Regions from separate parts of the Mus musculus genome. Here region 2 is linked to region 1. The links are chromatin loops, found by intact Hi-C in ENCODE. Cell type or tissue: gastrocnemius. All regions are shown on one strand. Links, peaks and the distances in the headings refer to the core of each region. The heading gives the core; the rest is flanking DNA.

Region 1 (5,603 bases), core at 105-5,104:
TAACCATGGGCAGACAGCTGAGCAACAATTTGAGGACAGGAAAGCCTTCTTAGAAAAAGCTAAAACAGAGAGACAGAGATAGAGACAGAAACAGAAACAGGCAGAGACAGACAGAAGAGACAGACAGACAGACATAGAGACCATCAGAGAGAGACAGCAAGAAAGAAGAGACAGACAACAGAGACAGAGAGAACAGACAGAAACAGAGGGGAAGAAAGTGACAGAGACAGAGACAGAGACAGAGAGATTACTTTTAGAAATGGAAATGTAAGAAAATAGGGAAAATAGAAAATAATTAGAAAATGGTTTATGTCTCAACAGAAACAGAAATCATGAAGGATCGTTTTCACAAATTAAAGGATGTTGTGCATTTCTAGGTTGTTGGAAAATAAAAATATCAAATAGCCAGAATAAATTAAAAAACATGTACATCAAGGCATACCATCACAAAATTTGAAATAATGAGGTCAGGAGAAAATTTAAAAGCTTCTATGAAGAAGAAAATTAATTCTATTTGTGGTCAGAATTTCTTCAGAGTTTTCAAGTCCAAGGGATGATAGTGCATGCCTCACACCCCTGAAGGAAAGGAAAGGCCTGTCAATGCAGGAAAATTAGACACTTGCCTAAACACTGACCAGTCATTAGGGAAGAAATGAATAAATGAAAACAGGTCCAAAGGAGTGTAGTGGTTTGAATAGCTTTGGCCCCCATAGATCATGTCTTTGAATATGCTTGGCTGAGGGAGTGGCACTATTAGGAGGTGTGACCTTGTTGAAGGGAATGTGTCACTGTCAGAGTGGGCATTGAGACCCTCATCCTACCTGCATGGAAAACAGTCTTCTGGATGCAGTGGGATCAAAATGTAGAATACTCAGTTCCGTCTCCAGCTCCATGCCTGCCTGCACTCTGCCAAGCTTCCAGCCAATGTAATAATGGACTAAACCTCTAAGCCCATAAGCCAGCCACAATTAAATGTCCTTATAAGTCTTGCCTTGGTCATGGTGTCTCTCCACAGCGATGGAAATCCTAACTAAGACAAGGAATTCATGTAGATTGAAATAGTTTTTTGAATACACAAACGCCCCATGCCTTACTGTAAGGAATTGTATATCTAGAGTGCTGCTGGAGAAGATTTTTCAGAGAGATGAAGGATACGCCAAGAAATAGAAGGTAAGGGATGCAGGAAACAGATCCCAGCTCAATAATGGGCAAGAAAGTCCCCAAATCAACAATGAAGAGAGATCCTCAAGTGGAAGAAGGACAGAGGACTCCAAAGACCTCTTGTGAGATCTTAGGAGATACCCAGGGGGAACCCCTGGGATCCAGGAATTCTGAAAACACTAGCGCTCCAGTGGAGGGTTTGGGGCTTCCTCCATGGTGTGGAAAATAGACCACCAAATGAAAACATGAAACACCTATTAAGTGGAGGGAAAACAAAAAAAAAATTTTTGCAAGAAGGAAAATTAGTCCTAAATATATTATATGATCCAGTGGTATATTGGTTGAAAATTGATGTAACCAAATGTATTACATCACTAATTCAGAAAATCTGTGGTCACAGAGCACCTAAGGGCCTGGGTGGGAGACTGAGAGCACCTACAGAGGTGAAGGGAAGGAAGCATCGATGTGGATAGAGATCTTGTGCTGTGAAGGAAACAGCCAAATAACTAAAAGGGTGAAAACTTTAGACATTAAGGAGGAGGATGTAGGAGAACAGACAGCTGCTATTAGAAATGAAAACTGCTGCCCTTGTCTAAGGAGTCCACTGATGGTTGCATCCACCTGACATGTTCAAAGCAGATGTGAAGCGCTTACAGAAAAATTAAAAGTTTCTCAGTCAGGATCTCACTGTGTAGTGGGGCTGGTCTGGAACTTTCTGTAACCCAGGCTGGCCTTGAATTTGCATCAATCCCCCTGCCTCTGCCTCCTAAGTACCTGGATTACAAGCATGTGTCACCAGCTATAAAGCTACAGTTTTAAAAATCAGAAGGACCATATTTGTTGTTGTTTGTTTGTTTGTTTGTTTGTTTAGTTTTTAGGAGGGAACGGCAGAAGCAATATATTGAGATAATTCCATGAACGGAACAGCGCTCAAGCAGGACGCAGTAGCTTGTGGTGAAGATTTTATAGTTACTAAAGCTGGAAGGTTGGTAGCTCTACAGCAAACGTGGCATTGAGAAATCACCAAAGGAGGCTTGGAAACAAACATTTCATAAGTGTCATCTGGAGTGTCCAGAGAGACACTCCAGTAAAAGAGCAGTCAAGAACCCCAGGCTAGTAGTTCAGTGATTGGACTGAAGCTGCAATCAAGGTTATTAGAATACTCGTTACAGACATTTCTAACCAGGGTGTTAGAATATAAGAATTAAGTTCAAATTCTTTAATGAGCCTTATAGTAAAAAAATATTTGGAGTTTTAGAATGATTGTGTATTTTTCCAGGACACCACACAAAGAATATGACCCTGTTTTCAGTGGACACACAGTTGTCTTTCATGGGACAGAAACACAAACCCTGTATTAAGAAAGTGAATCTTAGGGCATATTGTCATTCCTATCCTGGTACAAAGCCCTGGCCCTGTTCTTTAGCCGCACAAGGGGCGGCATTGTGTGCCTGAGATGAGTGTTTGAGCTGAAGTTCCTGGCTTGGCTGGGATCTTCCGTTTGGCTGCGCTTCCCCAGAGATCAGCTGCCTGTCACAGGCTCTGCACTATTGACACCCCAAACAAGGCGCAAGCAGGGAAAACAAACAAGGCCAAGCTGCTTTTCCTTGCTGATGAGTCAAAGGCTACACTCAAGCTACCAAATGTTAGATTAAATTTCATCGTGAGATGAAAGTGAGCTTCCTGGAGGACTCCTTATCTGTTTTTGTTAATTTCGAACTCAGGACTTGGCTTCCAACCAACAGCATAATTGGTAACAAATGTCGCCTTCTTCCCGCACTCCCTTCTGCTGTGCTTCCTAGCATGGCTTGTGCCACACTCACCCTCCAAACAGACGGAACATGAACAGAACAGTCTAGCTCTTACTTTTGTTTTTTAAAGCTTACCATCGCATTTTAGTGCTGATTTCCCCATCTGCCCCTTGCAACTTACTACCACCTTCCAAACAGTTCTATCTAAAGCATCTACAATACCATAGATAAGTGTAGTTAAGAGAAGGGCATCCGTTTGGAATTCAGAGATTCCACATAGTCTGCCAACACCCCCCACAGTATTTAATTGACAAATATATGTGTGCCAATGTGTTTAGCAGCTTCTCTTCGCAAAAGTGAACAAAATGAATAGTTGTCAAGGGGCAGAGGAAGGTCCCACATCAGAGGGGCTGAGCACTGCAGAGTCAGTCCACCACCACACCATTGCCGTATGCCGGTGGATGGCAATCGCACCTATCAGCAGAGCAAGTAGATATCCAAAATGCTACTGAGGATGGATGAGGAAGCAACTGGAATAGACTATTTATTTATGCTTGATAACACCCATACATTTCGAAGAATACAATACTGAGAGATCGGTTTTAAATGATTTTAAACATTAAACAAACATCTAAAGTCGCCTGATAGATCAATAACAGATTTGCTTTGGAGCTAGCAGACAGGACAGACACTTCTCCAATGTCAACTGAACACATTTAGAGATATCCCGGGGTAAAGGTTTGTGTCCAGCCTGGACAGCTATCCTTGTCCTGGTGGTCCTTTGGCTCGAGTCCTTGCGAAGGTCCCTCGCTGGAGTTCACAGGATACAGCAATGTTTTGGAAATGGGAGAAAGCTGGGGCAAGGCATCTGGGAAGTTCTCTAGAGCTGGAAAAGGAAGGGAAGGGGCTTGCCCCAGGAGCCCAGAAAAGAAGGCAGTCCTGCCAACCTGACTGTTGGAACTTGGACTCCAAACTGGAGGGTTATACACTCGCCTCTCAAGATGCTAAACTTGTACTCCTTCATCATAGTAGCCAAAGGAACCCAGTATGCAATGTGCTCTGGACCCTTGTTCGGCCCTGACTGCCCTGTCCTATAACTGTGGTCAGGTGAAAGGTCATTTACATGCCAACACATACTTTCCACCATGCCTATGGCTGCATTTAAAGTATTTGTAATTAGCAGTTAAAAAAAAAATGAGCTGGGCGTGGTGGCGCACGCCTTTAATCCCAGCACTCGGGAGGCAGAGGCAGGAAGATATCTGAGTTCGAGGCCAGCCTGGTCTACAAAATGAGTTCCCGGACAGCCAGAGCTATACAGAGAAACTGACTCAGGGGGGGTGGGGAACTATTCTAAGCATTAGCATCTCTGCCTTGGTTTAGGAGCAAAGTGCCAACACACTTGTTTGTGTGCACGTGCGCTTGTCACACGCGCACATGTCATAGTGTGACTGTGGAGGTCAGAGGACACATTTTGGGAGTCAGTTCTCCCCATGCCCCATGTGGGTCCCAGGGATCCAGCTCAAGGTGTCAGAGTAGGTGGTGGGCACTTTACCTGCTGAGCCATCTTGCCAGCCCCCATTTTCCTCCTTTCTTTCATCTTGTCTTGTCTGGAGACAGGGTGTCATGAAGCTAAGCCAGCCACACATTTACTGTAGCACATTACTGTGTAGCCTAAGCTGGTCTTGGATCTGATTCTCCTGCCTCCATCATCTCCTCTGTGTTGAGATCACAGTTATGTATCACCACACCCAGATTAGTGGCAACAGATTTGCAAGAACAGAATTCAGTGTTCTCTGAAGTGCTTGAAAAGTAGCCTTTAAAGAGGAAACTTAAACCCAGGGACGAATATCACAGGATGAGATATGATTTCTCTGACATAGAAAGAGTTAACAACATCCCTGCATAGGTCTCCTGAAGGAAGGAAGTGGCAGAGTACAAAAGAAACACCTACAATATGCTAGCTGTCTTAGAGTTTTACTGCTGTGAAGGGACACCATGACCTTGGCAGCCCTTATAAAGGAAACCATTTAACTGGGGCTGGCTTACAGTTTCAGAGGTTTACTAACATCATGGCAGGAAACATGGCAATATGCAGGCAGGCATGCTGGAAAAGGCTCTGAGAGTCTGCATCTTTGATCTGACTGCAGCCAGGAGAGCCTGACTAGTGGACAGCTAGGAGGAGGGGCTCTTCCACACTGGGTGGAGCTTGAGCATAGGAAGAGAACTCAAAGCCTACCTCCACAGTGAAGCACTTCCTCAACAAGAGCACACCTACTCCAAGGCCACACCTCCTAATAGTGTCATTCCCCATGGGCCAAGAAGTTACACACATGAGTCTACAGGGACCAAACCTATTCAAACCACCACACTAGCCAAAGAAATCATTGAAAATGAATGAAAAGTTAGCTTTCTATGCTATTTTTTATTTCTAAAAATGATCCCCTGTGGTCCTACTAGTTGTTGAAGAAGAAGAAGAAGAAGAAGAAGAAGAAGAAGAAGAAGAAGAAGAAGAAGAAGAAGAAGAAAGAGAGAGAGAGACATTCTGTAGAGACATTAAATGAACAGGCACTGGAGTTCTTACCTGAGTCTCCTGATATCAAGTCTATGTTCTTTTTTAAGATTTATTTATTTATTTTATGTATATATGAGTACACTGTAACTGTACAGATGATTGTGAGCCTTCATGTGGTT
Region 2 (5,603 bases), core at 79-5,078, 230 kb before region 1:
AGGTAGATGAAGGAGAAATTGAGATGTTTCTAATGTTGTGAAGTGATTGGAGGTAAGCTGTAATAAGTAAAAGATTATTGTATAAAGACATGTGCTCAAGCGCACACACGCACGCATGCACGCACACACACACAAACACACACACACTCTAAGCAATACACACTCTAAGCAATACAAGCCGGGCATGGTGGCACACATATTAATACCAGCACTTGGGAAGCAGAGGCAGGCAGATCTTGTAAACTCAAGGCTACCCTGACTTACAAATAGAGTTCTAGGAGAGCCATGGCTCTGTTACACAGAGAAACCCTGTCTTGAAAACAAGCAAACAAACATAAGCAAGAAAGAAAACAAAGAATAAACAAATAGTAAGTTGAAATCTAAACTTAAGCTATCTTCACTAGATATACATAAAAGACCTAAAAATTACCTTCAAACCCAGAAAAATCAAACCAGATAAAAAAGCAAGATATGACTACATGATGACTATAAAAAAGAGCATTTAAAATACAAAGAGGAAAATAGGTTTAAAGTACAAAAGTTAAACACAGCATACTACCTTCTAGCCAGGTACCTAGGAACACTTGCTACCTGGGACTCAGAGGCTACATGTGACTGGGATTCAGGAGGCCTCCTACATTACTCTTCATCACTTTCACCCCAGCCCTGTAACAGCCTCTCCCACCCTCCATCAACTTACCTCCATTCCCTGTACCTAGCTTAGCTGTTTTTATTCTCACCCTCAGTCCTGTAGCAGCCTGATTACAGCTTGCAGGTACCCCTTTGCACCTCAACTCTACCCAGCTCTTGTTCTGACCCAGGGTCCTCCTAGTCTGACCATCCCTGACTCTCCAGACATAGCCTTTTCTACTGCAGCCTACTTGCCCATCCTCCCTGGGGATCCCACCTCTGGATGTGGACAGGATACCTTAGCTCTTTCCCACAGCCATTCTTGGCTTTATTTCAAGCTCATCTCTATTACTTTTGGCCACTCGATGACCTTCAGAAGTATTCTCTACCAGGGAACCTACAGCCATACACGTTCCTAAGATCCAGAGAGGGCAGCAGAAACCAAGGAACAGAATGTCCTGTCCAACAAAGACAGGACCAGATATCAGCACCCAGAATCACCTCAGTCATCCTAATTCCAGATGCCTGGACACCAGTGGAAAACCACAAACAAGAACACCAAGATGGAATGCTTTCACCAGAGCCCAGAAAGCCTGCTACAGGAGGCCCTGGGAAATGAAGCACAAGACAAGGATTTCAAAATAGGTACCATGAATATGTTCAAGGACCTTAAAGAGGACATGGATAAATCACCCCAGGAAGGCTGTGAAAATACACAGTGGAATGCATAATGAAACCATTTCAAGACATGAGAGCAGAAATAGAATCACCAAGGAAAACCCAAACTGAAAATGAAAAATTTGGGGAAAGAAGAAGCCAAATATTTTTATTTGCAGATGATACAGCTTTAAATTGAAAAGACCCTTAAAATCCACCTGGAAACTTCTATAGATTAGAAACATTTTTAAGCAATGTAGCAGGATATAAAATTAACAGACAAAAACTAGAAGCCTTACTAAATGCAAATGATAGACTGAGAAAGAAATCTGGGAAATAATACCTTTTACATTAACCTCAACACACACACACACACACACACACACACACACACACACACACACTCACACTTATGTATATGGATAATTCTAACCAAGCAAGGGAAGGACTAGTAATCATAAAACCTTTAAGAAACTGAAGAAAGAATCTGAAGCAGGTATCAGGAGGTGGAGAGATCTCCTAGCCCAGGGATGGTAGAATTAATATAGTGAAAATGGCCATCCTCCATAACCAGCCTACAGATTCAACACAATTCCTATCAAAATTCCAACATAATTCTTCATAGAAATAAAAAGAAATTTTTAGCTTCATATAAAACACACACACACACACAACCCTAGGACAGCTAAAACAATCTTGAATAATGAAAGAACCACTTAAAGTATCACCATCCCAGATTTCAAGTTGTACCAAAGAACTATAGTAACGAAAATAGCATTATATGGAATCGGATTGATGATACCAGATTATTTTTTATTTTTTGACAAGCCAAAAATACACGCTGGAGCAAAGACAGCATCTGCAGCAAATGGTGCTGGTCAGACTGAATGGCTCAGGTAGAAGAGTGGGAATATACCCATATTTATCACTGGACACAAAACTGAACTCCAAACTGATCAGAGACCTGAACATAATGCCAGATACCCTGAATCTGATCAAAGAAAACTTCAGATTATTCTTCTGGGGGAAAGTCTTGAACTCAGGAGGCAGCTTCCTGAATAGAACATAGCACAAGCAGTAAGAACAATTACCAAATGGGACCTCATGAAACTGAAAAGCTTCTATATGGCAAGGGACAACATTATTCAAACAAACTGGCAGGTTCCAGAATGAGAAAAGAGCTTTATCAACGACACATCCAATAGATGGTTACTATCTAAATATATAAAGAACTAAAAGAATTGTACATCAAGAAAACAACAACAACAAAAACAAAAAATAGGGTACAGAACTTGACAGACAGTTCTCAAAAGAGAAAATGCAAATGACTGAGAAACACTTGCTCACTGACAGTGGGAATGCAATGTTACAGTCACTATGAAATCAGTGTGCTGGTTCCTCGGAAAGCTTGGAATCTATCTACCTCAAGATCCAACACATTTGAAAAGGAAATAAAATAGACAAATTCCTTGAAATGTATAAATTACTAAATTCATTTAAGAGCAGATACTAAAGAAAATAGCTCATATGCTAAATGAAATGTTTGATGAAAAACACAAGAAAATTCCAAACCCAGTGGCTGGTATTGTCCTCTAAACATTTAAGGAGGATCTAAAGTTCACTCTGTACAAACTTCAAAATCTCTGAAGCTGGTGTTACTGTGGCATCAAAACCAGGAAGTGACGTGCGAAAATGCAGATCAACATTCATCATGGAACACAGGCATCTTCTACAACTTACCAGCAAATGGAATTCCAAAGCATAAGGAAATATCAATATATGATAAACTTGTGGAGTTTATCTTAGAAATACAAGACCATGGTTATTAGAAATAACCAAAGCTGGAAAGATGGTTCAGCAGTTGGAATACAAACTGCTTTTGTAGACAACTGGAGTTTAGCTGCCACCAAGCACAGCTGGTGGGGCTCAGGACCCCCTGTAACACCAGCTCCAGGGGGAGCTCCATGCTTCTGGACTTGGGCACTATCTGGGAATTATAGGCCTGTATGGGAATGTTGCTTTATCTGACTGGTTCTAACTATGCCCATGATTTAACAAGCTTATTATTGGATCACTTTCCACTTTGTATTCATTCATTACTCTCAATACTTTGCGTTCTTGTACCTTAGCCAAAGAAATTATGACTACTCTAATTTATAGGTCTCTGCTTTTCTAATCATCAGTACCTCTTTCATACAATGTGAGCAAGTCTGATCAGCTTGATTGCATTATCAGGAAAATCTGCATTCATAGCTAAAGGAAGGTGACTGGTGAAAACCGTTTATTAAAAGAAATTCCAATGAATCGCTACTAGAGGCAGAAGCAGATGCCATGACAGGGAATTGAGATCAAAGGCTGCCAAGCTAGTTGAGAATGTAGGCATATTACAGTCAGCAATGTAAGTGATCTTGAGTATAGACAATCAGCTATTTCTCTCTTGGTAAACAGACTTCCCAGAAAGATAAAGGGCTTTTCAAAGGAGCCGAGATACATTTCAATACTTAGGCCTTTTCCAAACACTGGAGGCTTACATAGATATAATGTGTCAGTTACACTGTATCCTAGCAACATCTCTAACAAAAAGAGAGTATGTGATGCCAAGAAGGTCCTCAGCCTGGTGCTTAAACATTGAGGAGTGAGCCTCACTCTGCAGAAACATGCTCTAAGAAACTCCACAGAACACAAGGATGCACCATCATACCCAAGGGTGCAAGTCTCCTACCCAAGAAAAGAGGCATACAGTGGGCATTTTTGAGTCCAAAGTTTCACACAACATACTTGTTTTTTACTCCCGATGCTTCAGTGTAACCATGACTCCATACTGCTGGGGCTCCTGATGCATCTCCTGCTGACGGCTGGTCAATCTTGAAGCAGCGAATGTTACTATGGGCAAAAAGAGCCGCAGGAATCGTTAGGGACAGCCGAGGGAGATCTGCTGCCTTTACCTGAGAGAGGACACTGCTAAGCACTCCCCACTTTCCACCTCTGCTGTGTCGAGTGAATGAAATATTTACGGGCATCAGGAACCTGCTCCTCAGGTGCCTTACACTGATAATGAGAACAAGGGTGTGGCTGTGGCACAAAGACTGTTTTCACAGTGACTGCAGAGCATCAGTTAGATATTGGCAGACTGTACACTACATATCCACACAATGTGAGTAAACAATACAACTTAAGAGAGCAGGGGGATGGCTCAGGTGGGAAAGTGCAAGCCCAGAAATTAAATTTAACCCCTAGAGTCTTCATAAAAAGTTGCAATGCCAGCACTGACAAGATAGACACAGGACCCCTGGTCAGCCAGCCTAGCCTAATGGTGAGTCCCAGACCCCAGTGAGAGACCCTGTCTCAATTAAAAAGAAAAAAAGTGCATGACTCCTGAGGAACCAGGGTGACCTATGGCTTCTGTGAGTACCTGCACAAACACTAACACTAATATGAAGTACAGATATACATAAAACTAAACTTAAAAGCAAACAGAAATTAAGTGTCATGTTAGCTTATAATTCTTACACCATGAACTGGGCACTCAAACTTGAAAAGAGCAAATTCATAGCTGTGTGATGTCTTTGGCATTCACTACAAACCCAATCCTGTCCATGCCATGTATTTAAATAGCCAACGCACATCACTGAGGCTTCACCACTCCCTCCGTCTTTCAGTGTCTTCATTAGGAGTACAAGCCACACAAGAGACATGTAAAATTACATTAATGAATTACTAGTTCACTCCATGTTTTAAGATGTGAGATTTGGGTTCTCTCTCAGCTAATGACTACTTACTAATGGTGCCCTTCCACAGACAGATAATCTTTATAGATCAAAGAATTTTCACAGAAATAATTCCATTTTCAAATAGTTATACAAAAAATACTAGTGTTTCTGCCTCATTCAAAAATCTTTTGTAATGAAGCAATTGCCTGTCTAGCTAACTAGGTAACTAAGTAGCCTCCCAAGAAGATGGCTGTGTGGACTGTCTACCACGCTGACATCTGGAAAGGGACTGAGCCCTGGAGAGTTCCCGAATGGATTCACTCCAGTTCCTGGACAAGCACAACCCTAGTCACAGAAGCATGTGGAAACTCTCCGGAGTTACTAAGAAGACTCTGGGGTATAACCGGAAGGTAGCATTTTCAGTATTATGATTCATCCTTAGTAATTAATTTTTAAGTCTGAGTGCACAACGCCTTCACCACAGAAGGCCAGTCACTCTCATAACATATGCTCACTGTAGACACTTACCAGATTTCATTTATGCAAATATAACTGTGGGACCCCTTATCTATCATCTGTCTGTCTGTCTGTCTGTCTATCTATCTA

Evidence for each region. A loop is a pair of places that touch in the nucleus more often than their neighbours do. Peaks named below come from ENCODE experiments on the same cell type or tissue, not always from the same donor. Only the 100,000 strongest peaks of a DNase experiment are listed, where the experiment ranks them.
Region 2: a loop joins it to region 1, with 2.8 times the contacts of the local background. A loop is called at or near these places in 26 of 42 quality-filtered maps.

What each region holds. Positions count from the first base shown.
Region 1 is chr1:106,152,514-106,158,116 of GRCm38, reverse strand. Gm20753 (predicted gene, 20753) reads left to right here. Exons shown (of 3, transcript NR_040630.1): 3 at 5,370-5,492. Among named protein-coding and RNA genes, the nearest start is that of Gm20753, 16 kb to the left of the region's middle. In gastrocnemius, for the core only: no CTCF peak of the experiment used is centred there; a DNase peak (open chromatin) is centred at 2,667.
Region 2 is chr1:106,378,885-106,384,487 of GRCm38, reverse strand. Phlpp1 (PH domain and leucine rich repeat protein phosphatase 1) reads right to left here. Exons shown (of 17, transcript NM_133821.3): 14 at 4,066-4,170. Among named protein-coding and RNA genes, the nearest start is that of Gm41928, 140 kb to the left of the region's middle. In gastrocnemius, for the core only: no CTCF peak of the experiment used is centred there; no DNase peak of the experiment used is centred there.